4 separate regions of the Mus musculus genome follow, and all the other regions are linked to region 1. Evidence: chromatin loops called from intact Hi-C (ENCODE). Cell type or tissue: left cerebral cortex. All regions are shown on one strand.

Region 1 (8,000 bases):
AAATCTTAAAAAAAAAAAAAAAAGCAAAAACCCAAGGTGGATGGCTTCTGAGAAACAAACACCTGAAGTTGACTTCTGGCCTCTGCACATACACACACAAACATGAACACATGTGTGCACACATGTAAATACACATGCAGTTAGAGACTAGAAGAATGAGTAGTTGGGAGAGGGAGGAGGGAAAGAGGAGAAGATAAGGATGAGGAGGGAAGAGGGAAAGGAGGGAGTGGAAGGAGGAGGGGGAGGAGGAGAGGGGAGGAGGGGAGGGGAGGGGGGGAGGGGGGAGGGAGAAACTGAGAAAACAAGGATGGATAAACCACAGCAGTGCATCTCGCCCAGGCTGTACCACAAGGATAGTTTTTAATTCGTCTCTAACATTTCATTTCCTCCTATTACACTGTAATTGAATGTAAAGGACCCGAGCGACCACAGCCATATTCTCTTTGGCAGACAAACCACACACAGTCTTTTCCCACCATGTAATGAAAACATGGGTATCTTTGTGCAACCGGCTTTGGACGGTCTGCCTTCTTAATGCCCATCTCTGTCTCTGTGCTTATGCCCGCCAGCATTAATATTTATTAGAGGCGTTAGGCTATTAGTGGGCATGGTGCGCCTGCCTGGCTTTGTAGAGCATCCAATTTGAACACACTTGCTCTGGATAAACACTTCCCCGTGCTGGTAATGATAACTCAGCGCAGCCCCGAGTCTTATGAACTAGAACTTGAGTTGAAGTGAACAGCCCCTAATGCTCAGAATCTCCGCAGGGGTGGCACATCTTTCCACAGAGGGCTGGCTTCTCCAGGCTCCTCACCCATGACATGGACCGACCTCAGGCTCCCTGTCCCCAAAACTGAATGTTCTAGGCTTGTAGTTCACTGAAAAACTCAAGAGGAGGTGACCTGTTACATTGCTTGACTTATTTTGTATGTGTGCCTGTGTTTTGTCACGTGTGTGTACCTGTTTGTATCTCTGTGTGCCTCTATGCCTGTATGTATGATTCTATGTGTACCTTCGTATCTATGTGTGTATCTCATCTCTCCAGCTAAACTCTAAGTAAAGTCCCTGTGGGCAGGGGCTGAGTTTTGAACCTGTTTCTATGCCCCCCCCCCCCGGCCCAGCTTAGGATGGCTCTAGGCATCTAATAAACACTTAAGAAGTTAGTTCTTGACTCTTGTCAAGTCCTAAGAAAGTATTGATCACTTCTGCAGGGATGCTGACTGAGAGGATGCTGGGATCTGATTCGTTTGTAAACACTTCCGACTGCCTGTTATATGGCATGTGACAAACCTGGGTGGCCCTTGATTAATTAGTCATGGCTTGTGGCCAAAATAACATGAGATTGTAAGTCAGGAGACCAGATACCAGGACACATGAGCACCCCAGGATGAGTGCCTTGCCCTGGCTGAAGGCCTACCTAAGCCTCCCAAAAGGAGATACATTTGATGTCAGCAAACTTCCTACTAGCCTCAAATGCTTGATTCTATGACTTTATTTTACAAATGTACGATCTTCTTATTTGTGACATAAACCCCCACAGGAACAAAAAAACAAAGTCGGTAATAAATTATGAAAAAAATCAGGTGCCCTGATCATTTGTACGTTCCGAGGGTGCTGGATTCAGTCAATCCCACCCCTGTACTGCAGCCTGCCTCTCTGGGGCGACAGAAGACTCAAAGCTGTCAGTGGAGCAAACTGTGCCGTCTCTCCCCGTAATTGTATTGACAGGATATCAGCCAAGTTGCTGCGGCGGGAAGGGTATGCTCTGACAGGTTTTGTGAGGGAGCCTCGAAGGCTATTGTGGCAGGATTCTATGTTGAGTCTCAGGATTCTAGGGAAATGAGAAGCTGGGTTCTTTCTCAATTTAATTTTAGGCTTCCCAGAGAGTTTCGCGGAAGGAAAGCTGGCTGGCTGCACAGCACTTGACAATGGAGAAGCCCTTGCCAATGAAAACTATTTACATTATTTTTTGTGGTTGCATAAAACACCATCTTGACTCAATTAATTGCCATTAAATCAGCAGTTGGCTTGGGTTTCAGGACGAGACCAGCTGCTGAGTGTTTATAGATAAAACACCTGCTAGCAAACCTGAGGTTTCTCCTTTTCCTCTGGTTGCCGTGGCTTCATGAAGTCATGGTTTTGAATAACTGATGCAGATACAGTCTGGTAAATTCCACGGGTAGAAAATACTGGGGTTAGGTTTCTTCAGCCAGTGTCTCTGTATTTGAAGTAGAAAATGAAAGAGGAAGAAGAAGAGGAGGAGGGAGAGGAGGAAGAGGGGGAGGAAGGGGAAGAAGAGGAGGGGGGAGGGAGAAGAAACAAACAATCATGGGACCTATCCATGAGGAGAGTCAATATTTCTAGGGTGATGGATTCCTCTCATAGAGATGTACTTCTTTAGGCCCAGGAACAGACAAGGCTAAAATACACCTCAGTTCCCAGTATTTCCCCAAAGACACTCAGACCCAAGAGCACCCACATGATGAGGAAGCTATTCACCCCAACAGTGGGGCCAGCAAAACTGGCACCCCCTTAAAGGAACCTATAAATCAAACTCAATCAAAATGACAGAACTGTATACATATTTTTTGATGTTCTAAACCCCTAACTACTTGTAATATTTCCATTTTCTTTAAGTCTCCCCCACCCCGTGTTTCAGAATTCAATTTGTTTTTTCACATAGAGAAAGTTGTGCTGGGCTTTTAGGCGTGGCTTTTAAGCCAGCTCTGTCAGAAACTGGCGTCAAAGCCTTGCAGACATTTCCCCATGCACTGGTTTATAAGGAGTATCTGCAACAGGGAGAAGCTGGCTTCTTTTTCACATTCTCTCTCTGGCAACTTTTATACAGGCTGAGTTTTGACGGAAGATCTTACAGGAAGGGGTAAATACTGAATGCGGACATCATCATCCTAACAGTTAGCTGAGTTTCAAACACCAAAAACAATTGGAGGAAAAGACTGCCCCCTGGTGCCACTTGTACCAGAGTGTCCCAAGCCCTGTCACCAAAGCGCATCAGGATGTGGCCCCTGCCATTGGTCACCAGGGACCAGGACAGCCTGAAAACAGAACCCCACTGGTGGAGCAATCATCACTCATATTTTTAAAAACATGATCATTCTAAACTCCAGCTCTAGAAACAAGGATGGAATTCCTCCTGGAGGCTGTTAAGTTAGCGCCACCTACAGGCCAAATGCTGCCCTTGATTAACCAGGGAGAAGGCAAAGGGGAAGGGGGGCGGCATTCACATATTGTATTTACACACATTGTAGTTTATACACCTACATACAAATGCTAAACATATAGTGAGCAATATATAACACATGTGTGGCCTATATATATACAAGTGCATGCAGTTATATATGTGCCACCTGGAGTGAACGTTACACAAGAATTCACTGTGGAAGTGACTCTATAATGCCCTTCCTCTCATATAAGGAGCTGCACACTAGTGACACCTGATTAAAGCAATGTTGGACTTGATGCACCAGGGCAGGGAGATACGGAGGGGGGACTGCCCTCTCAGAGGGGAGGGGAAGAGAGAGGAACTCTTCGAGGGAGGACAGGGGTCGGGAGAGGGCAGCATTTGGGAGATAGATAGATAGATAGATAGATAGATAAAAGCACTGTTGGAATTTTATCAGGACACCCATTGATAGGCACTGATAGGCCTTGATTTCCTCCTTGGCCTAAGGCAGTGAATTCCAACTCTCTGTCCCAGGTACCTGCTAAGATCAGGAATCCAAGAAGTAAGCAAAACTTGTTCCACTGTGGAAACATCTCAGAGGGGCCAGTGCTAAGGATGCTGCTTCATGGGTTCCCTGTATCTAGCTTCTGTCCTCCTGGGAGCATTAATTAGCCCAGAAAGGTCTAACAATATAGGTCTGCCTATAGTCAAAGAACCCATCAGCATGCCCATACCTCTATGGAACCTGGAAACCGAGGTCAATTTTTAGAAGCACACTGCCCTCTAGCGGCACAAGATAAATTTGCGCCACTAAACTTCAACTTTACTTTTTCGGTCTCCCGGCGCCTAAAGAGGCAGAGCCACGGCCACGTGTAGGTTTTTTTTGGGTTTTGTTTTTGTTTTTGTTTTTCGAGACAGGGTTTTTCTATAGCCCTGGCTGTCCTGGAGCTCACTTTGTAGACCAGGCTGGTATCGAACTCAAAAATCCGCCTGCCTCTGCCTCCCAAGTGCTGGGATTAAAGGCGTGCCCCACCACGCCCGGCCCAAGTGTAGTTTTTAGCCAGACAGGAAAACAGACAAAAGTGCGGAGGACCAGCACCGAAAGGGAAAGTGATCTGTCTATAAACGCTGCTCCCACGCAAGTGCCAGCCACGCCTCCTAGAGGGCTTTGAATCTCACACCCCCAGCACACTTAAGATGGTGTTGTGATACTTTCCCGACAGTCAGTCCCAGAGCACCTGCTGCATAGTAGACCAGAGGTGCTGGGGAAGATGGATCTTGGGTGGCAAGGGCATGGATGGGTGCCTGAGACCTGTCTGTCACCCTGTGGGTACGAGCCCGGTAGAGATTGCCCTATCCATAGTCTTTCCCAGTAGTGGGGAAAGACCCCGCTAACGTGTGCCACTTGAGGACACTGAGGTTCCTGGACTGGCTACGACTGCAGAGGGTCCAGGAGGCCTGTTTCACCCAGAGCAAGTTTCCTACACTGCGCCCAAACCCTGGGCCCCGGGTCCCGAGAGTTCAGCAGCTGGAACCCATCGGCGGCGTCGGTGCCCGCGGAGGGGATGATCGTGCCCAGGCGCTCACCTTGACGATGAGCGGGTTCTGAAACATGGAGTCACGCACGACCCCCAGCCTTTCGTTCTCCATGCCCGTACGGATGTCGACCACCGTCAGCGGCCGTCGGGGCGGCGGGCAGATCTGGCTGACCGTGCGATGCACGGGCTGCTTCTTCTTTTTCCATGCCGTGAGGTCTTTCCCGGGTTTCGCCGGATCAGGCATCCCAGGGGCCTCCGGGATTAGACCTTGGCTGCAAAGCCCACAGAGTTCTGCGCTGTCTGAGGACTCCAGCCCCGAGCGAGCGCGCGCTCCGGGCTGCACCACGGGGACCCTGGGGTGCACCTCGCGGCAAGGCAGGCTCCGGAGCAGAGCGCGCCCACCTGCGGAGCCTCTGTCCAAAGCTTAAACCCCGCCAGTTCTTCGGAGTGATTTGGGCACCTCGCAGCAGACTGAGAGAGGGAAGAGTGTCTACACTACCCCTTTCGGAAAAATGGAACGTCCCGTCTCCTTGGTGACAAGACGCCAACAGCTCAAGAGCTTCCGGTTTTCTTTCTAGAAATTCTTAGCAACCACAGAGACCTTTTAGACCTGTCTCAAATCAACATAGAAAAACCCAAGAATCAAATCTAGGTTGTGTTAAAAGAGAAGAGGTTTTAGAGGATCACTTATCCTTGGCTTCCACCCTCTAACTACCCTACTCTAGTTACAGTTCCCTCCCAAGGGAATCTTTTCTTCTTCTTCTTCTTCTTCTTCCTTCTTCTTCTTCTTCTTCTTCTTCTTCTTCTTCTTCTTCTTCTTCTTCTTCTTCTTCTTCTTCTTCCTTCTTCTTCTTCTTCTTCTTCTTCTTCTTCTTCTTCTTCTCCTCCTCCTCCTCCTCCTCCTCCTCCTTCTCCTTCTTCTTCTTTTCTTCTTCTTTTCTCCTTTTCTTCTTCTTTTCTTCTTTTCTTCTTCTTTTCTCCTTCTTTTCTTCTTCTTTTCTCCTTTTTTCTTCTTCTCTTCTTTTCTCCTTCTTTTCTTCTTCTTCTCTTCTTCTTTTCTTCTTCTTTTCTCCTTCTTTTCTTCTCTTCTTCTTTTCTCCTTCTTTTCTTCTTCTCTTCTTCTTCTCTTCCTCCTCCTCCTCCTCTTCTTTCTCCTCCTCCTTCTCCTCCTCCTTCTTCTTCCTTCCTTTCTTCTTCTTCTTTTCTCCTTCTTTTCTTCTTCTCTTCTTCTTCTCTTCCTCCTCCTCCTCCTCTTCTTTCTCCTCCTCCTTCTCCTCCTCCTTCTTCTTCCTTCCTTTCTTCTTCTTCTTCTTCTTCTTCTTCTTCTTCTTCTTCTTCCTCCTCCTCCTTCTTCCTTCTTCCTTCTTCTTCTTCTTCTTCTTCTTCTTCTTCTTCTTCTTCTCTCTCTCTCTCTCTCTCTCTCTCTCTCTCTCTCTGGGATATGGTACTAACACAGTCGTACTGCAATAGAAATATGCATTCTTAGGCTTGAGGTCAATGCTAATTCAGTGGGTGGTCCCAAGCCAGTTTCCCTGTTGGACACTTCCTCCCACCTCGAAAGAAAAAAAAAATATGGATTAGATCAATAGTGTCTGACTCTGGAATCAAATGGAGGGAAACTGAAAAAGATCATCAGGTTTGGTTCACTGAGTAAGAATATCTGAAAATAAGGCCGGGGAGATGGCTCGGGGTGTGAAGGCACCTGCCTCTAAGCCTGACAACCCAGTTTGTTTCTCAGGACCCATATGGTGAAAAGAGATCCCACCCATTCCAAGTTGTCCCCCGAATTGCACGAGAATGCTGTGGCACACATGAACACACACACATACCAAATAAACAAATATAAAGACCCAGTTGGAAATGGCATCTGAGATTATCCTTAAGGATCTATTAACCTACAACACAATTTTTTTTTAATTAAAAAAAATTCAATCCTACCAGAAAGTCAAAAATTGGGGGGGGGGCAGGGGGACAAGAAAAATGGTTCAGGACTGAGGAAGACTTGCTGTTCTTGCCAAGGACCTGGGTTCAATTCCCAGTACCCAGTTAATGCATCACAACCATCAGTAATCCTGGCCTCCAAGAGGCACCAGGTGCATACATGCCATACAAAGATATACGAAAGAAAATACTCATATGCATGTCATTTTAACTGAATACAGTGGATTCAATAAAAACCTGAGGATGTTGCCCATATTTACAATCCTTTGGATGGTTCTAAAGGCATACAGTCCATTGTGGCAGGCAGGCATGGTGGCTGGAAAAGTTTGCTGACACCTCACATCCTGAACTCCCCAATCATGCAGGATGAAGGGAGGGAGGGGACAGGAGGGAGAGGGAAAGAACACTGGGAATAGCAGGAGGCTTTTAAACCCCAGTGAGTGGCCTACTTCATCTAGGCCTACACCTCTAGACCTCTCCAAACATCATCACCAACTGGAAGGCAAGTGTTTAAATAGGTGAGGCTATTCTCATTCAAACTGCTGGAAACCCTAAAGACTTCACCCTGCATAAAGGGCATTTTCTTTTGAGGGTATTTTTCTTAAAACATTTAATAATTTTGTGCATGTGTATAATGAGCTTTGTTCATATCTTTTCCTTCTCCCTCTCCCCAATTGCTGAACTCCCTCTTCTTGTCAGCAAGTCCCTCTTCCACTTTCAGATCTTATTTTGTGCCCCACTGAATTCAATTAGGGTTGCTGACCTAAGCATGGGTGGGGGTGACTGACACTAAGGCATAAAGTCCTCCTGGTCCCCAACAACCATTAACTGTCAAGGGCACTTTCGGACAGGGCCAGGTCCTCACTATGTCTACTGATTATGAGAGCTATGTAGCCCTAACTGGCTTGGAACTCACAGTGTAAGCCAAACTGGCCTGGAACTCAGAGATCCATTTGCCTCTGATGCCTGAGTGCCCCACTAAACAAACGTGTGTGTAATGATGCTTTGAGTGTCCAGAGCTCCTTTATAAAAACTTTTTAAAGACTTCTTTATGTGTATGAGTATTTTGCCTGCACATGTGTTTATGTACCTATGTCTTGTCTGAAGCCTGCAGAAGTCAGAAGAGGTTGTTGGATCCCATGGAACTGGAGTTATGGATGGTTGTGAGCTACCATGTGGGTGCTGGGTCCCCTGCAAGGGCAAACAAGTGTTCTTGTTTTTCTTCTTCTTAGATTTATTTATTATTATAAATAAGTGCACTGTGGCTGTCTTCAGACGCACCAGAAGAGGGCATCAGATCTCATTATGGATGGTTGTGAGCCACTATGTGGTTGCTG
Region 2 (8,000 bases), 470 kb before region 1:
GCCACACCACAGGCAGGGTTACTGTCCTGTTTACTACTGAATAGACAGAAGCTTTCAGACTGACTAAGGTAGGGCCAACCAAGCCAAAAACTACCCACCTGCTCCAGGACTCAATTGATAGTCTCTGGCAGTCATTGCTTATTATTACCAATAGCCTTCAAGGCCCCAGTTCCTTCTTCTTAAAGAAAAAAGAAACAAACAACCCCCCACCCTCCCACTGAATAGTGTCCACCTCATATATGATACTGTTACGAGTATTAAATTAAAACAGTGGTGCCTAACTCCTGGTAAGTACTAACACCTACATGTGAACAGATGCTTGCCCCACATTTGGTAAGAGGCATGCAGTGAGTGTCAGCTGTGTGTGTGTGAACAGAGAGTGTGTACTGGCGCAATCCACTGGCCACCCATAAGTTTAACTCCTGACTCCCAGTACTCAGGATAGGGGCCTTCAGGAAGCGCTCAGTAGCAAGTTAGGGAAAACATGAAAGTTAAAAGAAGCCTGAGGGCTGGAGAGATGACTCACAAGTTAGGAGCTGTTTCCAGACTGGAGTTCAGTTCCCAGCACCCAAACATTGGATATAGTGCACAACCACCTGTAATCACAGCACTAAGTGGTCCAACGCCCTCTTCTGGCTTTCACAATCACCTGGATACACAACTAAAAATAAGGTTAGAATCTTGAAAACGGCAGCCTCATTCCTCAGGCACCCTTCTCATAAAACGCACAGTTCTGACCTACCAGAGCAGGGATGAGCCCAGCCATGGCCTGACACATTAGGACGACTTCAGAAACCCAAGAAAAATGTAAGAATGGAAGACTGTCTATATCAGGCAACCCTGGGGTAAGGGAGAACAAGGATTCTCTCAATATCATAACATCCATCAGTTCTTATCCACACCCATAAAAAAGTGGAGCAGCAGCTCAGACTGTATTTGTGCTGGAATTCATTTTCCTGTCATACCAGTAGCAATGTCTGGCTTAGCCTTTCTTACCTGCCCCCTTATCTGGAAAAAGGAAAGAAAAATAGTATCTAGTTCACTAGGATATTATTAGGACGTTTTGTTGTTTGTTCTTTTGAGACAGAGTTTCTTTGTTAGCTCATGCTGTCCTGGAACTTGATCTGTAGACCAGGCTGGCCTTAAACTCAAAGATCCACCTGCCTCTGCCTCTGTAATGCTGGGATTAAAGGTGTGGGTCACTACTGCCCAGCTTCATTAGGACTTAACCAAATACTTGATAAATTTTTATAAAATGGGGAATCTGTACAGATATTAGTACAGAGGTAAACAAGAGAGATCCTAGCTCGGTTTACAGCCCCAGGGCCAAGTAATAAATGTAATACATGAACAGGTAATACATGTATCAAACTGAAATCTGAGTGGAATTATCAACGGAAGGAGCCAGAATCTGCTTATGCTAAGATGTTCAGGGAAATCATTTCTAAAGAAACAATTCCAAGATTCCACAGAGCATCACTTTAGGTCCACTACTTGTTGTGTGGTTATGTGGCCTGTTTACTTGTAAAATGCAGATGTTGTCAGTTCCGGCCCTGGGGATTGAAAGGACTGTGGCATGTTAAAAAATAAATAAATAAAAATTAAAAAATGCCGGCCCGTGGTGGCGCACGCCTTTAATCCCAGCACTCGGGAGGCAGAGGCAGGCGGATTTCTAGTTCGAGGCCAGCCTGGTCTACAGAGTTCCAGTACAGCCAGGGCTGTAAGAGAAACCCTGTCTCAGGAAAAAAAAAAAAAAAAAGCCGGGCAGTGGTGGCACACGCCTTTAATCCCAGCACTTGGGAAGCAGAGGCAGGCGGATTTCTGAGTTCGAGGTCAGCCTGGGCTACACAGAGAAACCCTGTCTCGAAAAAACCAAGGGGGGGCGGGAGAGCACTTTGTACGTGCTAACCACATAATACAACGCCGGCGAATTGTGTCACTTTTAGTTTCAACTACAGGTGGTGGAAAAGTTCTCTTTCCTCCCGTGCCTCGGTTTTCTGCCGAGAGCAATAAGGTCAGAGCAGCTCACTGTCCTGGGATAGATGCCAAGCATGCTACTCACATTTGGGGACAGAAAGAAAATACCGCCTAGTTCACAACAGGTCCTAGAGCTTGCCTAAACTCTCCGTTGCCACGGAAACCGCTCTCCCGCCCGGTGGTCCCGCCCATTCAGTAGACACGATTCCTTTCCCGCGGTCCCGGAGTTTCCCAGCTCCTTACTCGAGAGACGCTTTCCTCGCCGCCCAGGGTCTGTAGCATCTTGGCCTCGTTACGTACTACGCCCGGGTACTCCACGCACACCAAGCGCCGTTCCCGCCGCAGGTCCACAGGGATGGCGGCCTTCGGGTCCGCATCCGGCTCCGCCGCCGCCATGCCTACTAGTCTGGTTCCAGCCCGCCGCGGTCCGTTCTCAAATGGCTCCGCGAGGCCTCACCTCAAAGGTTCCGCGAAGGAATTGTTCCGGTCCTCCTTACCTTTCTCGTCTCCTTAAATCATGGAGACTCGAAGGCCTCCAGGAAGAAGTGCGTCGCCGCAACTGTTTATTTTGCTACACCACACAGAACTGGGGGCTTTTTAATTTAAAATGAAGAGGGTTGGACAAAGGGGCGAGACGAGGGCGTATCCCACCAGCCGACCCAACCAAGACAAGCCAGGATTCGACCGGGTTTTTCCGGATATCCCGTCCAATGAGAGCTTGAAGACGTGCCCCAGGCGTCCTCTGGCCCGCCTCTCATCCCTGAGCTGGTTTTCGGCTGTCAAAGAAAAAGCAGTCCACTGAGTCCTCTTAGCCTTGCTCCTGTGTGCATGTATTTAGGGCTGAGTGCAACTGTAAATTAACAAATTGATAACTTCTTATCATCACACCTCTGTGAGTTTAATACACAAGCTTCAAAGCCTTTGTTGTCATCTTGCAGAGATGACAGTAAAATATTAGATGCACATCGCATCCCATATTAGGATGTACGCACAGCATGCTTAGCAAAATTTGCAACATAGGCTACTCACCTGTTGGTTCTGTGAGGGTCTGATTAGATAGGTAAGTCTGCTGAACTCGGTGCTTCTACCTCTGAATGAGAAGAAGTTCGGTTCCTGAACCTACAAAGCTGCTTCTAAGCTACATGGAGCCTCGGTAAACCCCTCATCCAATGTAGCAACACTCTCAATATTCAGCTGTCATCTCTTCTCCTTATGATATAAACATGATCTTAGAAAGCGATCTCACGTTGTTCCTGTTCTCAGCGGGACCCTCACCCCTCTTTCCCCCCACCACCTAGCTGTCAGCTTCTCTTCATCACTTAGGTTTATGTATAGGCTTTATCTCCCCTGGGGATCCACCATGATAACCTAAACCTAGTCTGCTGATTTCCTTGGTGCACTCGGCACTCAGACGCACACATCGGGGAGCACAGCCTTATTTGCTTAATGCTGGCCTTGCTTTACTGTGTTGGCAGCTTCCTAAAGGTAAGTATTGCTTTGCTGCGGACCTCTCAGACCTGAACACGGGGGTAGACACAGAGTATACATTCACTAAAGATGTTGTGAGCCAGTGAATGAATGAGGCGACACTTTCATGACTCATTCAATCCAGGCCTAGATCGACACGTGGCCACAGAACACTGAATCAATCTCATTCTAGAGAGGCATGTCCGTATGTGAACAGGAACCACGGAGAAGGGCAGGAGGGGAGACAAAGACAAGGACCAACCTGAGGTCCTCAGGCCAAGCTTCTGAGAGAAAGAGACTTGGTCCTGCCTGGGATCCAAGCCAGATCTGGCGCACAGACCCTCACAAACAAAAACTTACCTATCTAATCAGACCCTTCAGACTGGAAGCTGAGAAGAGCCAAAAGGATCAGGCAGCTAATGAAAGCAGTGTCCACACATTTAGCATTTAGGAAATGCAGTCTCCTGCATGCCTGGGTCTGTGGGGAGTGGATGATGAATCAGAAAGCCTGTCCTTCTAGAACTCACATTGAGTAGCAAGAACAACTAGCAAAGGAATTGGAGGCTGAGACGCTGTTCAGTGATGGAAGAGGTGCTTACTGTTCAAGGTGTTGAGTCCCATCTCTAGGCTCCCTCCCACCTACCATTACACCTAGAAAAGATAACGTTGAGGAAAAATCAAGCCCATGGCATTTACCCATCTTTCTGCATCCAGCCTCTTCAGATTCAGTTTTCCAACAGGCCCTGGCACACAAGGTGAATTTTACAAGGCTCAGAACTGGGGCGCACTAGTTTGGTGACCAACACCCCTTCAGCCACTGCTCTAGGACCAAGGACGTTCTGGGCCTTAGCTGTCTAAATGTGCTCGCAAATCTCAGGTCCTGCTCCTGATACATAGACTTGGAGAAGGGCAGATGTCCTAGCCCCTGAGATGACCCAAGGCAATGGAAAGGGGATGCTGGCTGTGTAGCAGAGCCTAAATCCACAGGAAAGCATCGTCAGGCAAGCAGCATAACACTCCTATCCAGGGCTTTGCAGAACGCTGAATATTGTTGGCAGTGTGCCTTTGGAGGAACCAGGAGTGGGGAAAGTACTAGCCTTTTATCAACTAGTGAAAAGGAAATCTTTGGAAAATATTTTTCTGAGCTTCAACAGAGATGCGGTATAACTCATTGTATTCTCAAGGTCAGTCCACAGTGCACATAGTAGGTGCTTTCTTTAATATTCCCTTGCTAGGCGTTGAGTCTCCTTGGACTGGATGAGAAGTGTAATGTTTCCTTTTGGCCATCAGATGGCGACAGAACATTCACATGGGCAAGCCCTCCATCTGCTGGCGGTAAGTGGTCATGACATCCTGGAAGATGGAGAAGTTGCTGCACTAAGAAACCCCAGTTCAAGCCTGAGGTCTCCTGAGTTCAGGAGCCCCCTGAAAGGCTTATGCTAGTCCCAGGGCCAGTATTCTTGCTGTCCATCTGCTCCATCTGTGCCCACTTATACACATGTTCAGGGTCTCATCATTGGATGACAATGACCGACAATGGAGTCTTTCACAGGCTTCTCTTCCAAAAAGAACAAACCATGTCACTGGGCATTGTCCTTCCCGGTCAGCTTGTCATTCCAAAGCAAAATGGAACCATGAACAAGACCAGGTTTCAGAGCTTGTTCGTAGATATAGTTTATGTTGCCTAGTTAAATATTTCCAAAATGCTGCCTAGCCAAGACATATGGAAAGCTAGTGAAATGTAAACAGCACAGCCCCTCAGTACACATAGGCTTCCTGAAGGCCTTGGGAGGCTCTGTATCACTATGCTCACGTGGGAGCATGTTTTAAACTGCATTTGGTTAGTACATCTGTCCCTTTCCAGCCATGCTGTCCTCGGTCACCCTTTGCTGGGAGTCTGAGGAGTATGGGGGGCTTGGCTGAGGGGGAGTGAGCTGGGAATGCAGTAAGACAGAATAGGATGTGTGGGTGTGGCTTGCAGTCACTTCTGTGTGCAGAGAAATGACTGATGCTCATTTTCTGTAGGGATGGCTTCCAGGAACACTTGCCCCATCCAAGTCCATGACAAATTACTGATGTTGTGACCTGAAAGTGCAGGACCAAAGGTATGGAAGTCCTCTTGACTTCCAGAGCCATAATCCATCCTGTGGGAAATCCCATCAGCTGGCTCACTGGGCAAAGTCCTCGGGAAGTACAAACATGAGGTCCTGAGTTCAGACCCCCTGCATCCATGTTAAAAACAAAACAAAACTCACCTGTTACCTTTGCACTGGGCGTGGGCAGAGACAAGTCATTTCAGCAGCTTTGTTGACCAGCCATGAATACAAAACACAGTCTCAGAAAGACCCTGTCTCAGAAAATAAGGTAGGCCTTATTTGATGGCTAAGATGGCTCCATGGGCAAGGGCTTTCTTTCCACGCAAGTCTTGCCAATCAAAGTTCCACTGGAGACCCACTCAGTGGAAGAAGAGAACCAACTGTTAGACCTCTGCTCTCACACTCCTTGCTTACCAAACAAACAAACAAACATTGGGGCTGGAGAGGTGGTTCTTCAGCTAAGAGTACTTGCTGCTCTTGAAGAGGACCCAGGTTCAGTTCCCATCATCCATCTAGTGGCTCACAACCATGTGCAGCACCAGGTTTAGGAATCCAGTGCCCTCTTCTGACTTCCAAGGGCTCCAGGCACATACAAGGCACACAGACACACAAGCAGGTGAAACACCCATACACATAAAATAGCAAATCTAATAAATAAAAATTCAATGTAAAAGTAAGCCAGGTGTGGTGGTGCACATCTGTAATCCCAACACTGGGAGATGAAGATGAAGGTCAGAGGATCAACGTCATCCTTTGCTTTATAATCTGAGGTCAGCCAGCAAGAAGAGTCGATCTCCTCCCTGCCTTCAAAAAAACAAAACTAAACTAAACTAAAACTAAAACAAAACCAAAAAAAAGCAAGTGCAGCCAAGCACAGCCAAGCACAGACCAAGGTAACAAGCTCTCTGCCCTTCCATTGCTGTGGTCTGAATCTGGAAAACCCCCAAGGCTATATGTTCATTTATGTTTTGTTTTGTTTTGTTTTTGAGACAGGGTCTCTCTGTGTAGCCCTGGATGTCTTGAAACTCACTATGTAGACCTGGCCTCCAGTTCACAGAGATCTGTCTGCCTCTTTGTCTGGGACTAAAGATGTGCTCAACTCCAAGGCCCCCTGTTAAATGATAAGACCCCAGCTTGTTGTTACTGGGAAGTGATTTGAGTCCAGTGGAAGGTGTTCTAGGAGATACACCCTGGGAGGTGATTAGTGGGGTTCCAGCCTCCTCCTCCTCTCATCCACTTCCTCGCCATTCAGGGAACAGATTGTGCCCCACTAGACACCCCCACCATGGGTCTAAAGCATCAAATCTGCATTGGACCAGAACCCCAGAAACCCTTAGCTTTTCTCCCTCAACAGCAATCCCGGTTTGGCGGTCGGTCCTGGGGACCAGGCTAGGCAAGCACTTTACAGCTGAGCCACGCCCCTAGCATGCTCACTGTTGGCTTTTGGTGAGGGTTTCGGCTTCTGTGGGACAAAACTCTGTAGTACTTAATTAGTATAATGTCTGACTAAAATGTAACTTGTTTTTTCTTTTGTGGCTATAGTTCATTTCAAGGTGTCCTAAGAAATCTTTTATCTCTAAATTCATGAAGATCTTTTATAGATTCTTTTAGAGACTTTATTCCATTAGTCTACTTAAGTGTGATCAAAGGAACAAATGCTTTTCAGATCCATTCTCTTCTCCTCCTTTCTCGTCCCTCATTTGCAAACATTTCTAACATTCTCTGTGGTTTTGTTTTGCTTTTGCTTTTTTGGTTTTTCAACACAAGGTTTCTCTGTGTAGCTCTGGCTGTCTTGGAACTCACTCTGTAGACCAGGCTGGCCTCAAACTCAGAAATCCACCTGCCTCTGCCTCCCAAGTGCTGGGATTAAAGGCGTGCGCCACCACCTAGCTGATTTTTTAAAAAAATATAGAAGTTCCTTTATAAGTCTATCATCCACCAGCCAAAATATGGCTATTTTTTAAATGATATTTATAAACTTTTGGCCTAATTCCATTGAGATCACACAACATACCCCTTTGACTATGTTCCTTGCAGTTTGTCTGGATTTGTTTTGTGTTCAGCATAGATTCTGTCTGAAGATGTGTTCTGGGAAATGTTTGAAAAGAATGCATGTTCTCAGACACACCGGTGAAATTGCTCACTGGTAAAGGCACTCATTGCTAAATTTGAAGACCTGAGTTCCATCCCTAAACTCATGTAGTGGAAGGTTAGAACCAACTGTTGAAAATTGTCCTCTGACCTCTTCATGTGTTCCTTGGTACAACTGTGTGAGTGCACATACACGAGCGCGCGCGCGCGCACACACACACACACACACACACACACACACACACACACACACACACATGCAATAAATAGATAATGTAATGAAAAAGGACAATTATTTAAGATTCAGACCCACAGCAAGGGGCTGAGGTGCTTATTTTACCTACTGGGGTGGACCTGGCCTCCAGGTTC
Region 3 (8,000 bases), 300 kb before region 1:
GCTGCTTGCATTTTGAGGGTCCAAGGGCCTGTTAGTGAGGATGGGTCTATAAAGGGGTCAGTACATGTGTGTGTCACCACCCCCAACCCCTGCCCTCAACAGGTTGTGCCTCTTGGAAGCCCAGTTGCTCATTTGTGGTTACTAGACTTTCCTTGCAAAGTGCACACTGTCTTTCTACGTGATCAAAATGACATCCAGTGTCACCAATGTCACCTTGCCACCACGAGCCAAGACATTTTCTGTTACGTGAGTAGTCCAGTGGGGGAAACTGAGGTAGCTGGAGATTCTCCATTCCTGAGTGCAAGCAGGAACAAGATGCCAGACAGCTCGCTGCCCCTGCTGCTTGGCACCCATCCCAGATTTCCCGCAGACTCCAAGCCTGCTTGCTGTGTATCAGGTATCCAGTGGATAACAAAACAAACCCAGACATTTCTAGGCAGTCCACGGAGACCCCAGACATGCAAAGTGTCCGCCGCCTCTGCTCTGACCAGAGTTTCTGGAAGCATCTCCTCTTTGGGGAGGGAGGGGGGCAAGGGGTGGGGAAGAGACCTCAGAGAGACATGAAACTGCGAGGCTCTCAGCTGTGAAATTGCCCTGGACAGGTTTTCCCTAGAAGCCCAGCCTGCCTCTCCCGGCAGGAAGCCCCGCTGTAGCATCTGGGTAGCCCCTGGCGTGGCTGGTGCTGCAGTCAAGCCACTCTCAGGCCTTCCCAAAGGCAGGGGTGGCTGGAAGCCCCTTTTCCTCTGGGAGTGTCCCCAGCTGATGGAAGCATCGTTGCATGGTTCTCGAGGGGGGGCCCCTGAAGCCTGAGCTGCTGAGGCCTCCTTACCTACAAACCCAGCTCAGGGGCACAGGGGGCAGCTAAGGAGCTCAGCACCAGCCAGCCCTGGGAGCCTGCAACTCCACACTTGTCTGTATTGCTCGGGGAGTGCCATTGTGGCAGCAAGGGGCAGTGGGTGACAGAAATCACTGAGTGCAGAGGGACCTGGCCAGGCTGGAGCTGAGGAGCGTGGGGCCTGAGAACAGAGAGGTCATCGCAGCCACGCGCAGGGATCCAGGGGCTGGGACTGAGGAGAAGGGACTCCATCCCTACCCTCGCCCGCCCTGACTTTGACCTTCAACTTCTGTCTCCTCCCAGAGACCTAAGCATTTACCTGCCTGTGTCTGCTCGTGGGTGGGGCTGGGTAGGCAAGGCCTCAGTGTCCAGCACCAGCATGCTCACAAGGACAGATCAGCTGATATCTGTGAACAAGAGAGTGGACACAGATGATGCAGCCCCTATGCTGGGGACAGAACCTGACCCTCTGACCTCCTGACCCCATAACCCCCTGACCCCTGGCCCCCTGACCCTCTGACCCCCAGCACCCAGATGTTACCCTCTGCTGCCTCTTTCTAAATGAGAAAGAACAAAACGGTGACTGCACAACAGTTGGATGTGAAGCCCAGTGATGCCCAGGTCCCACTCACTACCCTGCCGTGTAGTGACAGGGTCATCGCTATTGTGGTGGTGATATGAATACAGATGCATTTGATGTCCTGCACCTCTGGAGGTCAGAGGTCAATGTTGAGTGTCTTCCTCAGTCACTGATCCTGAAACTTACCAGTTAGGCTAGACTGGCTGGCCAGCGAGCTTCAGAGATCCATCCTGTCTGCGACTCACAGATGTGCACCGCTACTCACACTTTTATGTGGATGCTGGGATGTGAACCTAGGTCCTCACACTTGCACAGCAAGCACCTTACCCACCAAGCCATGTAGCCACCCCTTGTGGATGCATTTTGGATATCTTGTTCTTTTCCTGTGACAGCCACCTGTTTTGGATGCCTGGTCTCTATAGTAACCAGGAGCAGCCTGATACCCTCGTGGTCTGTTACCGTGTGGTAAGCTGGCCCACAATGGCCTAAGATGGAGGCTAGTTTATCACTGTCTTGATTTAGCATGAGGCTGTGGAATAGGGCCCCCATGGAGGGCTGGCCTCCACACTGTCCTGCCTTGGGGTTAGCCGACATGTCAATTCCTGAAGACTGCTGGCTGGTCTTCAGAGTCTTGCTTCTGGCTCTTCAACCCCTGGGCCTCTTCCATATGTCTTTGCTGGGGCTAGCATGCCCAACCCAGGTCTCTCATCGGTATGCTCTGTGCCTTGGGTGTGATAAGCATGGGACATGTGGGACTAGCCAGGCATCTCTCCCTGTAGTCCTATGTGGCTGGCTCTGTTTCTTACACATGTACTAACTTCAGGCTCCTCCAACCTTCCTATGCTGTGATTAGCTTCCCCTAGCACAGTGTGGACACACACACACACTGGTCGACCTGGTCTCACTTTCTCAGATCCTCTCAGGGACCATTAAAAATGTGAAGTGGGGGCTGGAGAGATGGCTCAGCAGTTAAGAGCACTGACTGCTCTTCCAGAGGTCCTGAGTTCAAATCCCAGCAACCACATGGTAGCTCCTAACCATCTGTAGTGGGATTTGAAGCCCTCCTCTGGTGTGTCTGAAGGCAGTAATAATGTACTCATATACATAAAATAAATAAATAAATCTTAAAAAGGGAGACAGAGGGAAAGGGAGAGGGGGGAGGTAAAGTGGGGTAAGACTAGCCGCTGAGTCCGAGTGCACGGTGTGGCCAACTGAGCATGTTCCCAAGTCTTATGTTGGGCTGCATGAAATTATAGAAGACAGAGACAAACTGAGACATCCCCCAGCTCTGGCTGTATCAGCACCAGCACCATGCGGTGTCATGTAAGAAGGCATCACAGAGCAGGGACTGATAAAAAGTAGTGGCAGGATGTAAGGAGTGAGAACCAGGGTAGACTCCAGAATCCACAGAGATCAAGGCTGACGTGCCGGTCTGGATAGGAAAGCATTGGCATTCCCTGCAGCTGCTGCCTTCCAAGCAGGTTGGTTCATTGTTAGGGAACATAGATGTGGGAATAGAGGCCTCTGGCAGAAGAAATTGTGCCATTTGCTGGAAAACAGATTTGCTGGAGATTCTTGTGGTAAATAAGCCAGACCCAGAAAGATAAATATAGACTCCTCCTCTCTCATATGTGGACTGCAGATTCATTTTTGAAAGTAGAATCAGTCAGACTGTTTGGGAAGGGGGGCCAGCAGAAGATACACTGATGGGTGTGGCTAGGCCACTATGCACTGATGAAGAAGGCATAATAAAACCCATAATTTTGTAAAAATTGGTTTGCACTATTCAAAAAGTAAAAGGCTTTAGAATCTAAACTTGCACCTGGTGTCTGAGACCTGGCAAGTCGGGCTGGTCTAGGATATGTAGCCAGGGAGACCTAAAGACTTTTGTCCGTGTGCAACTGCAGGGTGCAGCAGGTGGAGCAACCCAGGTATCTTCTAACCTCCCTTGCAGTTTTGGAAACCCTGTAGCTGTAGGCTCTCACCCAGGTGCAGTAACCAAAATTCGCCAGTAGGTGGCAGTGCATAATAAACAAACAGCACCTTTACCAGAAATACCAGGCGCTGGGTCCGGGTATTTCTGACTCACCACAGATCACCTTCGGGCTCACATGCCAGTCTTGATTCTGGTGACATTATAGAGAGGATTTTCAGGTCATCAGTGCCAGAGGCAGCATCATAAGGAAATGGCTGCTCTTCTTTCGTTTACTTGAACAAGATTTAAAGATTCCCAAGACCCAGGCTAAGCCTGGGAAGGCATCTAGCACTTTCCCTCTCTGGAGCATTCTGGTATATGGACTGGAAGTCAAACTAAAAACAGCCCTCTCCTCTCCATGGTCCTTGTTGCTGCTGCTGCTGTTGTCGTTAGCTCTCCCTATCCGACTACCTGGAGGTCTCTTGGTGACTGTGGGGGGGACAGAGTGGAGACCCAGGGAGCAGAGTACAGGAGGAGGGAGCCCTATTTTGGATGGCTTCCTTGAACCTAGACACCGGCATCTACAGTGTTCCAAGAAGAGCTGAGGGAGGAAAGAGATTACAGGAGTGAGGGTTGAAGAAAAGATGAGGGGTGTGTGGAGGGCCAGGAGTGGGTGCTGGGGAGGGGTGTGTGGAGGGCCGGGGGTCCCTGGGTACAGGTGGAGTGAGGGTTGTAAGGAAGGTGTGACTAGGCATTTGAAGTAAGTCTGTGAAGCTCTTTCTGAGGCCCAGGGAAGTTAAGAGACTCACAGAATGTGGAGACCTTGGCTTCCTGGTAGAATGGACTGCAGGGGGCACTGTGGTCTGCTAACACCCTGGAAGTTGATACTTGCAGGAAGCGGGATGTAAGTAGAGAGTTTAACCTCAAGCCCCTAACTCAAGACCAGAGGCTGCCCAGAGCCCCTGGGTATTGGTAGGTGCCCTTCTGGGCCCGAAGGCAGCTCAGCAACCCCATGTCAAGCACACCCACACCCAGGATCAGCGAACTGAGATTTTAATGGCCTAGAAAAGAAACGAAAAACAAAAAGCCAACCAACAAACCCCAGCCAGCTAATACCGCCTGGTGTGATGTCCTGGACTAATAGACCACTCACGTCTTGCACTCTGCTAACCTCCGTTGACAGGACGTTCTGGGGAACTAGCCCTTGGCAGTGGCTGGCATGAAGGGTAATATGTTAACTGTCAAGCTTGGAAATCAAGCCTGAGGCATCTAACTTAATGGTGAACGACTTTAGACTGAGAGAAATCTCTGAGAGAAGAGGATGAAGGATAAATGTGCCTGGTATCAAGGGGATTTTAAACTTGCAGCCGAGCAGCTCAGTGCAATCTGGTCTGGAGAGCCTGTGGCTGCTGAGCTCACAATGCGTTGGAACGTGTGGGCTTGGGCCAGCATGCCAGTAGCCTGCAGGCAACGAGACAGGTGTGAAGCTGAGGCACACAGAGGTACCTACAAGCCTTCTACAGATTCTTGGGCCATATTTGGGGTTTTCAGGATTCTCCCCTCCACACCCAGACCCTACCTGTCTGCTGGCTGAATGGGGGCAGGGCAGTGGCCCAGAGGCAGTGTCCTGAAGGGTCTGCCTCTTGTTCTCTGCCAGCAGTCTTCCTGGCTCCCTTCATCTCAGGCCACCTGAGACAGCACAGCCCATGCCCCAGAGGAGACCCCAAGTGCACTACACTAAGACTCCCATGGGAAAGGATGGCCGCACACCTTGGCTCTGTAGCTCCTCGGAAACTCTAAATTTTTCAATGCTCTGTGTTGTACAGGGATGCTAGACCTGGCCAGAATAATCCAAGATGGGCAGGTCTGGGTAAACCCCCATCACGCCAGCCTCCTGGCAGAACTTCCCAAGCTGGTTAAACAAGAAGTCAGGAGTCACCCAGGTGTGGGGCTGCCCCTCATGTGGGGGCCACCTGAGGGACCTAAGGACAGCCTTCTGGGAGAATCTGTCCCATGGAACAAGTTCACAGTGGCCAGTGGAACCTCCTGCCGATAGAAGCTTCCTCTTTTAGAGAGATAGCACACGAGACTAGGGACATGCGTAGGGTGTGCCTACATGAAGCATATATGAGGACGTGGAGCCAATCCCCGGCACAACGTAAACCAGCTATGATGATGGACTCTGGTATTCCTGGCACTTAGAGGGCAGAGGCAGGAAGGCGAGAAGGAAGCTCATCGATGTTTGTTAGTTACATAGTGAGACCCTGACTCAGGAAGGAGCGGGGGGGGGGGGGGGAGGGGAGAGGGCAGGAATTCTTTGGGGATAGTCGCCAGTGTGCTGAGATCATGGGAACAGTACAAGCAGTGAAGAAAAAAGTCCTGTCAAAGTAGAAGACCAAGACCCACATTCGTGGTGACATCCATGCACTCACACAAGTGTGCACACCGTGACAACCTCCCCCCGCCCCTTGTGGTTGCGCTGTGACCAGCTACTTCAAGTTCCTGCCTTGACTTCCCTGGTATAATGGTTTGCGACCTGGAATTATGAACTAAAAACACAAACCAAAACCAAACAGAAAGCCAAACCTTTAAGTGGATTCCTATTGAGCCTTGAGAGAGATCATGGCAGGGCAAGCTGCTACCCTATTAAAGCTCGGAATGGATAGCCAGGGGCTTTTGTTTGAGACAGAGTCTCCCTTCATAGGATGGTCTTGAACCCACTGAGATCCATCTGCCTCTGCCTCCCATGTGCAGGGAATAAAGGTGTGCGCCACTGTACTGGCTGGAAAGCCCCTAATCGAGGGAGATGCACAGCCCTTGGAGTGCAGTTGGTGGGTTGAGGCAGGGCAGCACCCAGCAAATGGTCATGGCAGTGAAGGCCTCTGGTTCACTGTCAGCCTGTGGGGCCTTGCGAGGCTTCAGGGTGTCCTCTAGGGCCATTTGCTGGACCACGGATGTTTGGTGAAAGGGGAACCTTGCAGAAGCTTCTGGAGAAACAGCCAAGCATCCCCCCGCTCGGGGCCCACATCCATGGCAAACAGCAGTAATATTTACCGAGTATTTCTGGGGAAATGAGTGCAAAGCGCAGGCGATGCCTTGCAAATTGCCAGGACGCAGAACATTAGCAACATGGAACATTTAATGAGTCTAGGAAGAGAGGTATGAGTTTCAGGAAAATGTCACTTGCAGCAATGTAAACAGGCTTCTCATTTCTCCCTGTGCTGGGGACTTGTTTCAGTCTCCAGGTTTAAGTGGAGCAGTGATTCTGGAGAGAGATCAGGTTCACACAGAGAAAACGGGAAGCTCTTCGTGAGCCCAGAGGGGTTGCTGGTGAACTCTAATCCACTGAGGCCAGTGGGACAGAACCTCAATACTATTGGGTGGAAATTAAAACACAGGGCCTGGAGTGCTCCCATGAGAAGCATTTGCCATGGCCCCAATCCTGTGGGCCCCCCCCTCCAAATTTATATGCTGACTAAGATGGTGGTGGGAGGAGATAAGACCTCAAGGGCTAATTACATCATGAGGATGTAGCTAAAAGTGTGTGCCACGTCAAGGAAGCTTGACAAGCTGACTTCAACCCCAGGACCCACACCCAGGTACTAGGAGAGACATGACTCCATATAATTCTTTTCTGACCTCCATGTGCATCCCTTGATAAAGAGACTCAGGGCTGGAAAGATGTCAGTGGCTGAAGACATCGGCTGCTCTTGCACAGGATCCAGGTTTGGTTCCCAGCTTCCACACTTGACTCACAATCATCTGTAACTCAGCACACCCTCTTCTGACCTCTGAGGGAACCAGACATGCATGTGGTGCACCAAAGACAACGCAGACAAAACACCCATACACACAATGAATTATAGGTAAATAGTAAATAAGAGATCCCTCTACTCAGGAGGCCTCGCCCACCACACTTGGGTCTGTCTGTCTTTGCAGCAGGATCTCTGAGAAGCCCAAAGGCATACTCTCAGTGGTCTTTCTTCTGAACATCTCTGTTTGTCTTGATCCTCAGACTTAAGCCTGTGCTAAAATACTCTATCAACATCCCACAGAGTGTCCATTATTCAAGAACCAGCAGGGAGCCTCTCAGCTAGAAAGCGCCCTCTTCAGACAGCAGTTTGCCCTAAGCTTTGCCTCTTAGCTTCCAGATCTAAGAGCCAAACTCTCCTCCCCGCTGTGTTTCTCAGTTCATGGGATCTTGCTTTAGCTGCCGTTACAGACCAAGATGGAGGATGGTGTCTTAAGGTCTGAAAGGTGAACTCTTGTTGTTGGACCACAGAGGTTCCAAGGGGGCTCTCCCTAAAGCTGCCCTTGCAGTAGCCCAGTGTGTGGCCCAGGAAGGTCAGAATGCTACAGGATGCTCTCTTATCTGTCTCCCTCTGCAGTTCCAGACAGTATCATCACCAAAGTTCTGGCTGATCGAATGGAGCAACAAGATTGCATCCAGAAAGGGTGGGTGCTGCACGGCTTCCCAAGAGACCTGGACCAGGCCCGGATGCTGAACTCCATGGGCTACAATCCCAACAGGTGAGCTGCCTCCCGCAGAGCCCCAGCCCCATCACATGGAGGCTCAGGTGACGGGTGCCATTGTTTCTGGTGCACGGTAGCAGACTGTGTCACCCCATCTCCTGCGTCCAACTCCCTTTGCCCTGTGAACACTGACAGGT
Region 4 (8,000 bases), 130 kb before region 1:
TTTCCAGTTCCCCACCCCCTCTCTTTCCCGGCAGGCACCACATTCAGCCCTGGAATTGCACACAGGCTCGGTTCTGCTCTTCCTGCTTGCCTGGCTCTGTAGGCTGAGCCATACAGAGAAGTCTCTGTGTCTTTCAGGATGTCTCCGAGGTCTGTGCTAATATATACAAAGGGCCATCCTTCAAGCTTTGGGTCACTTAAAGAACAGGGCCAGGTGATTCTGAATATTCACTCAAGAACCTGCCAGAGGGATTGAATCCCAGACTGGGACCTAATGACCTTGGCACATCTTCATTTAAGATATGTATTTGCCGGACAGTGGTGGTGCATGCCTTTAACCCCAGCATTTGGGAGGCAGAGGCAGGGGGATTTCTGAGTTCAAGGCCAGCCTGGTCTACAGAGTGAGTTCTAGGACAGCCAGGGCTACACAGAGAGACCCTGCCTCAAAAAACAAAACAAAACAAAAAACCAAACAAAACAAAACAACCCCCCCAAAACCAAAACCAAAACCTAAAAACCAAAAAAAAAAAAAAAAAAAAGATATGTGTTTAATTCAGCTTGGGTTTTCCTTTTTTTTTTTTTTTACATGATTTTATTTTAAATATTGTCATGGTTGCTGGGTTATTTTGGCATTCCCTTAAACTTTGTACCTGCCTCTCTTGAAGCTCTTTTCTAGGACCCTAAGAAACGTCACCTTTCACAAAAAAACAGGTTGCTTTCTGAGCTTTGTTTGTTTGTTTGTTTTTCTAACTTTCATTTTCTTTTGTCTTTCCATCTATAAAATGAGGCTCCTGATGCCCACTTCCTGTGGTCCTTCAGAGGCATCTCTGCACTTGGTTCTGATCCTGGAGAATAGCTATACTGTGCCAATCATAATACCACAACTAATAATAACAAGAACTGTTCTTGCCTGCAGACTAGAGCCCCAGGCTCGGCTCCCCAGCCCCGGGAGACACCAGCTACTCCTTTGCTCAGGACCTTCCTACCAAAGCCAGTTCTTAGGGTGGACGATTGGGGGTGCAGTTTAGGCCTGGGGCATCTCTGTGCTCTCAGGCAGATGGGTCCAAAAGGCTCTGGACAAACAGCAGCCTCGAGGCCAGGCTGCTCCCAATTCTTTGTGCTTGTTTAGGTCAAAGCCCTGGGGAGCCCCTGAAACCAGAAGGAGAAACATTCTTTTTCTTTTTTTTATTTTAAAAGATTTATTATTATTATATATAAAGTACACTGTCGCTGTCTTCAGACACACCAGAAGAGGGTATCAGATCTCATTATGAATGGTTGTGAGCCACCATGTGGTTGCTGGGATTTGAACTCCGGACCTTCGGAAGAGCATTCAGTGCTCTTAACCACTGAGCCATCTCTCCAGCCTAAGAAGAAGCATTCTTGCCCTCCCTCCCTCCCTTCCTTCCTTCTTTCCTTCCTTCCATCCATCCATCCATAAAATCTATGCTTCATGCCAGATGCCATCAAGTCTCAGGGTGTCACCCAGGGACCCATTCTTGCATGTCTATCTAAATCTCCTTCATAACACAGAGCTGGTAGTGAATTGGTAGTGAGGCCCTGGGTTCAAATCCTAGCCCATGCTCAAGCATGCATACATGGAAACGCACCCACACACACATACACACACGCACACGTACACGCACGTGCACTTCGTAGATTTCCCACCGTAGGTTCAAGTCTGTCATTTCCCTGCGTGCAACGTGAGGAGCCTGAATGAAAAGCTCACCTAGGGCTGGGGACATAGCTCAGTGGCAGATTGTTTGCCTCTTATGGGCAAGGCTCTGGGTGGGGTTTGAGGGGAGCTCACTGAAGTTGTCTGTTTTGTTTTGTTTTGTTTCGCCCCCATCCCCGCATGCGTGTTTTCTTTCTCCTTCATGATTAGCCCAAGCATCAAAGACTTTTTCCCAGGAAAGGAAATGAAGAAAGGAAATTGGTCCACAAGGATATGGGAAAGAGAAGGTGCTGGGCTGAAGACAGACAGCAGTGTGCCACAGTGTGGGCCCTCCTCTGCACCAGAGCAGGGGCTGCTTGCTCTGCACCCCTCAAACCCAGCACTAGTTGAGCTGCTAGAACGAGCAGATTAAGAATGCTGAGCCAGGACTGGGTAGAGAGGGACATACCGTTGCCCCAGTGCACGGGGGCAGAGGACAGCAAGTCCAAGCCTGAACAGAAGTCCCTGCAGGCCTTCTCAGGAAAAAAATACCAAGTGGTTTTTGAGACAGGGTTTCACTACATAGATCTGGCTATCCTTGAACTCACAGAGATCCCCCTGCCTCTGCCTCCTGAGTGCTGGGATTAAAGGTATGGCATGCTCAGCTTTCAAGTTGGGTGTTTTTTTTAAATGTAGTATGATACTTAGGATTGAACCCAGAATCTCATGAATGTCAGGTCAGGCAAGAGCTTTACCACTGAGCCGCACCCCTAACTTGGAAAAAGAACCAGCCTTCTCTGGACCTAAGGTCTCCTCCAGAAACTGGAAGTGTCTCAGGCAAGTGGCACACACCCCGCTGATAACCCTGCTTCTAGACAATCCTTTGCTAAAAAAGTTTTATTTCAGAAGTGGCTTTCCTTCCTTCTGGACAAGAATGTTATCTGGGCAATGGGGCTGCAGTTCAGTTTGGTAGAGTGCTTGCCTAGCAGGCTCCAAGCCCTGGGCTTGATCCCCAGCACCAGGTAAAACTGGGTATGGTGGTAATCTTAGCACTGGGGGAATGGAGGCAGGCGAGGCAGGAATTCAGTTCCTTACTCTTGGTTAAATAGAGGGGTCAAGGCCAGCCTGAGCTACATGAGACCTTGTCTCAAGGAAAAAACTATTCTCGAGTTATTGGAGGTCAGGAATATGAGTTGTGCTAGTGGATTTAGAAACTAGACTGCAGGCAGCAGGGGCTCAGCACAAGAGGAGATGGGACCCCGCATGCTTGAGGTCCCTTCTGGCCGTGCTGCTGAGTGGAACTCCAACCCCCACAGCTTCCCTTGAAGGCTCCAGGTGGTTCCCTGACCTCTTCGTTCTTTGTAAGTCCTTCCTTCAGGGCTCCCCCTTAACACTCTGAGACCACAGGCCTGGCCCTTCCTGCCCTTCCTGATCAGCTTGGCATCACCTACCCACACCTCAGAAGGTAAAGCAAAAAACTGTAAGCAGTCCAGGGTGGACGCAGACCTCATTCCTTCCTGTGTCTCCTAGAGACTGTGTATATGCACCAGGGCCAAGAAACCAAGGGGAGGAAGAATGCTCCTGAATTCTAACTGGTGATGTTGGGGATAGCCAAAATAGGGGCTCCAGGTATACCTTCATGACACCTGTACTCACCCAGCACTACTGGAGGAGGACCTTGGATGGATGGAAAGCTAAGTTCTCCCCATTTGTGTACATCCCTAGTTGAGAAGTCATTTTAGTGACAGGTTCTAAAAGTATATGTAGTCTACCCTTACTCAGTTAGTTCTATTTCCATGTGTGTACTGTGTGTGTGCACCTGTGTATTTGTGTGTGTGCCTGTCTGTATGTGTGTGTGCCTATGAGTGTGCACATGCGCACGTGTGTGCATTCGTGCCTGTGTGCCTGTGTGTGTGTGCCTGTGTCTTAGGAGGGATCATCTCAGAGATTAAACTCAGATGATGTTTCTCGGGAGTCATCCACCACTGGACTGGTGAAGCTGGCCAAGTAGGGTAGGTGTCTGGCCTGCAAGCTCCAGGGACCCACCTGGATTCACATCCTCAACACTGGGGTTAGAAGGTGGAGGGCACGTTGGCTCTTGTGCTGGCACACACACCTTAATCCAAGCACTTGGGAGGTGAAGGGAGTCAGATCTCTGAGTTTGAGGCCATCCTAGTCTATTTATCAAGTTCTAGGACAAAGCTACATAGTGAGACACTGTCAAGAGGGAGGAGGAGGAAGAGGAGGAGGAGGAGGAGGAGCACTAAGAGGAGGAGGAGGAGGAAGAGGAAGCAAGTCCTTATTCTAGCAAGGCAAGCAATTTTTGACTATACCATCTCCCTAGACCTGGGTTCTAGTGTCTTTGGAACATGTATTTGCCACCTGTGAAACTGTTGAGGGGTTGTGGTAGAGGAAGGTTTGCGAAGTTAACAAAACGAATCCCCAGTCAGTGTAGGCTGAAGCCTTCAGGGCCTCTCTATCCTAGATCAACAGGGGGCAGGCAACTGCATCCAAACCACAGCCAGGCTCGGGTGGGGGCAGGGCTCTGGCTAATGTGACAGGATACTTGAAGCAGTGAAATTAGACCAGACCCAGATGTGGGGCTTTGTATAGGCTCAAATAATTGATGAGCTTAGAAGAATCAAGATGCAGGGCCAGGAATCTCCATGGTCTGCCTCTGGCTCTCCAGAGGGTGGCGCTGTAGGACAAGGAGCTGAGGGTCTACACTGAGATCATGGAGATCTGGCGATGCAGCCGAGCATGACCCATGGGGACAGCACCCAGGCAGTTGTCACAGGCACTACAACTGGCACAGGACAATCAAACAAATAAAACAAAGAAGACACTTCAGAGTGTGCCCAGCCTTGGGATTTGGCTCTGAGGTCTGAGATCCCTGATGGCAGGGGTAGGGTCCCTCTGGAGGGAAGACAGACAGTAAGGCAGTGAAGAAACTGGAGTGGGGTCGTGTGCTACAGAGAATTCACACAGGCTGGTGTGAATTTACCTGGGGCTGTTGGAGGAGGGACTCGGGTAGATCTGCCCCAGCCCGGTACTGGAGACCTCCTGGTACTGAGCTGCTCTCAGTACCACAGGAAGACTAACCCTCTCCTTGGTAGTCCAAAGCCCAGGGTTTTTATTTTATTGGGGGGGGGGGAGTGATTTGGAAAATTCTCTGGCTCTCAATACAGCCAATCCTCTTGCTAAAAGATGGCTCAATCCCAAATATCTTTTCCTTTCCCTATTAGTCCCTTTAAATATGGGACTATCATCTCACTCACCCGAGTATGGTTTAGCGCAAGAAAACCAAAACTCATGTTTGTGAAGTTTATCACATGATTGCTATCTACGAGTTCTTTAAGGTCTTGCCAACTCAGCTATGATGGATCAGGATCCTGCCTCACACCCAGGCTCAGGGGTTAAGACACTTGCTCCAGATCAAGCCAGCCTCACACTCTTAGCCACAGTGACCTGATTTGCTAGCGCTGTAGTGAATCCCCTCTGGCTCACCTCTGCATCGCCACCAGGCTCAGGGACTCAGGATGGCTTTAGCCAAATGAGTCAGGAGATTTGTTTCTCTCTGGGAATGAGAACAGGGTTCAAGTCCATAGGTGATGTAGGGTTCATCATAGCCTCACTGAGCCAGGTTCCCAAGGGGGACAGTGTGTGGCTGCTAATGGGCTACAGTACAGGTGTGTGTGTGTGTGTGTTGCATGTGAGTATATGTGTGCATGTATATGTACTGCTTATATGTGTGTATAGATGATGTATAGACCTATTTAGATTGGTGTTTCAGCAACCATCCAGGCCCACAGGATCTCCAATCAGTGGGTACTATGCAGATAGCCCTCAACACCTACCAGGTGCCCAGCCCTGGGATTCGGCTCTGAGGTCTGAGATCCCTGATGGCAGGGGTAGGGTCCCTCTGGAGGGAAGACAGACAGTAAGGCAGTGAAGAAACTGGAGTGGGGGTCGTGTGCTACAGAGAATTCACACAGGCTGGTGTGAATTTACCTGGGGCTGTTGGAGGAGGGACTCCGGTAGATCTGAAAGACAAGGAAGAGTCAGGTGACAGCATGGACCTTCAGTGCAGCATGCAGAGAAGAAAGCAGACTTTAAGCCTGAGGCAGAAGTGAGCATAACCAGAGGGGAACGAGAAGGGGCCAGAGATGGGAGGTAACTCAGGGATCAGGTAGGAAGTCCCTACCTCAGGTAGGTCTTACTCTGTACTGGGCCTGGGGACCTCACCTGCTGGGCCTTGGCCTCTTCCTTCAGAAGCCACAAACTTTGAAAGTCTGCTCTAGAACAAGGCTTGTAAGGAGCTGGGAAGTGGGGGTTGGGTGGGGGAGCCTACTGAACTGTTTTGAGCTGGGAAGCAACTCAGATGCAGGGAGCAGAGCTTGAAAGACAGGGCTGCTGGGTTCGGCTTTTCGGGCAGCATCCATGAGATCCTGGCGAGTCCCACGCACCTATTTTCTGTTTTGTTTTGTTTTGAGAGAGGGCTTCACTATATATATGCCTGGCTATCCTGGAACTCACTCTGTAGACCAGGCTGACCTCGAACTCACAGAGATCCTCTTGCCTGTGCCTCCTGAGTGCTGGGATTAAAGCAGTGCACCACTATGGCTACATTTTCTGAGACCATGTCCCACACAGCTCAAGGTTACTATGTTACCTTGGCCCTCATGCCTCTATGTCCAAGAGCTAGGGTTATAGGTGTATGCCTCTATCCTGGGTTTATGCCATGCTGGGCATGGAACCTGGGGCTGAACAAGCACTCTACCAACTGAACTACCTCCCAGAGTCTTGTGGTGGGTTAGATGTGACAGATAAAGGGACCTGAGCCAGGGAAGGTTTGAGCTTTAGTACTTGGGTGCATGGCGTCACTTATGACCTGGGAAGACTGAGGGGGAAGCAAGTTTGTGGGAAAACAGTTCTGTGTATGTGGGGTTGGTTAGAAAGAAATGAATGCCAGGCTCCCTATCCAGGCATCAGCCAGGCAGGGGCACAGATGAGTCCTGAGAACCTCAAGTTGCCTGGGGCTTGGTGGTGGTTTGAATAGGAATGGCCCCCACAGGCTCAGATATTTGAATGCTTGGTCATTAGGGAGTGGCACTGTTTAACAGGGAGTAAGAGTTGTGGCCTTTTTGGAGGAAGTGTGTCACTGGGGGTGGGCTTTGGGGAGTCAAATCCTCAAATGTGGCCCAGGGGCTCTCTCTTCTTGCTGCCTGTGAATTCTCAGCTCCTTCTCCAGCACCATGCTTGCATGCATGTTACCATGCTTCCTGCCCTGAAGATACTGGACTAAACCTCCGAAAGTGTAAGCCAGCCCCAGTGAAATGCTTGCCTTTATAAGAGTTGCTGTTGTCATGGTGTCTCTTCCCAGCAATAGAACAGTGACTAAGACAAGCTCTTGGGGCCTTAAAAACTGGCCTGAGGAAGGGCTCTGTGGACATAATGTCGAGGTTCGCTTACCTCGAAAGGTTCCGGGTAGCAACATCCACATTGCACATCAGTTCATTCCTGTTACAGTGTGCTTTCAAATAAAGACACAAGGAGAAGAGGGCAAGGCATCTTTCTATATTTAAAATAAATTCCTTTGTAATTTGTGGAGAGAAGCCAAAGACACCGGAGAAAGGTGTGATTCAAGGTACTTGAGATGTCCCATAGCTGGGACCTAGCCACCTGCCCAGCACAAGGCCTTCTCCTTTGGAAGGATGAGCCCCATCCAAGTGGCCTTAAGAAGTCCATGCTGGTCTGCCTGATTGACAGGGCCACAGCACTGAGGGCGGGGCCTGGCCCTGAGTAATGAACCATCCCAGAGAGAGAATCCTGCCGTGTCGAGACCCCAGTCATTCCCAGAAGGGCAATTAAAACTCATGTTTGGAATAAGAAATGAGTGCTTTCAAAGCCTGCTGGTGCTACACTTTCTGCTGGAAAAGAAAAAGAAAAAAAAAAAAAACAACAACAACAAAAAAAACAGGCATAGGCAGGGCCGTGAAATTGACTCTTAGCCTGGCTTTTTTTTTTTTTTTTTTTTTTTTTAAGAATTGCCTTGTATTTTTGATATATCATGTAAAGTAAGACTTGCAAAGAGGCAGAGTGTATTTCCTGGAAGAGGAGGAGGGGGTGAACATGGAAAGAGAAAAGGAAGAAGAGAGAAAGGGGGGAGGAGAGGAGGAGGAGGAAAAGAGAATTTTGAGGAGGATGGTGGTTTCTAGGCAGAGGAAAACTGGGGGAAGACAAGAGTTGTGTTGTGTAACAAAAGGGGGGGGGTCAGGGTTCTTATAAAGAAAAAAGTAGGTCCCTGTGGCAAAGGGCTGTGTTACAATGTAGGACTATCTTTCTGG

The links. Peaks named below come from ENCODE experiments on the same cell type or tissue, not always from the same donor. Only the 100,000 strongest peaks of a DNase experiment are listed, where the experiment ranks them.
Region 2: a loop joins it to region 1, with 2.2 times the contacts of the local background. A loop is called at or near these places in 2 of 42 quality-filtered maps.
Region 3: it touches region 1 in a loop (12-fold over the local background); 35 of 42 quality-filtered maps call a loop at or near these places.
Region 4: it touches region 1 in a loop (6-fold over the local background); 39 of 42 quality-filtered maps call a loop at or near these places.

Annotation. Positions count from the first base shown.
Region 1 is chr2:29,050,043-29,058,042 of GRCm38, forward strand. It overlaps Cfap77 (cilia and flagella associated protein 77), which reads right to left and starts at 5,024. Exons shown (of 6, transcript NM_001166705.1): 1 at 4,772-5,024. The coding sequence starts at 4,966. In left cerebral cortex, CTCF peaks have their summits at 3,175 (motif pointing left) and 3,971 (motif pointing left); DNase peaks (open chromatin) are centred at 3,013, 3,140, 3,960, 4,339 and 1 more place; H3K4me3 peaks cover 574 bases.
Region 2 is chr2:28,580,605-28,588,604 of GRCm38, forward strand. Gtf3c5 (general transcription factor IIIC, polypeptide 5) reads right to left here and starts at 2,675. Exons shown (of 12, transcript NM_148928.3): 1 at 2,221-2,675. The coding sequence starts at 2,373. In left cerebral cortex, a CTCF peak has its summit at 4,753; DNase peaks (open chromatin) are centred at 2,188, 2,410, 2,654, 4,761 and 1 more place; H3K4me3 peaks cover 1,284 bases; H3K27ac peaks cover 1,088 bases.
Region 3 is chr2:28,752,224-28,760,223 of GRCm38, forward strand. Ak8 (adenylate kinase 8) reads left to right here. Exons shown (of 13, transcript NM_001033874.2): 11 at 7,719-7,860. Among named protein-coding and RNA genes, the nearest start is that of Mir3088, 23 kb to the left of the region's middle. In left cerebral cortex, CTCF peaks have their summits at 3,414 (motif pointing right) and 4,170 (motif pointing right); DNase peaks (open chromatin) are centred at 333, 3,435 and 4,181.
Region 4 is chr2:28,919,738-28,927,737 of GRCm38, forward strand. No RefSeq gene overlaps it. Among named protein-coding and RNA genes, the nearest start is that of Barhl1, 7.3 kb to the left of the region's middle. In left cerebral cortex, a CTCF peak has its summit at 4,348 (motif pointing right); a DNase peak (open chromatin) is centred at 4,352.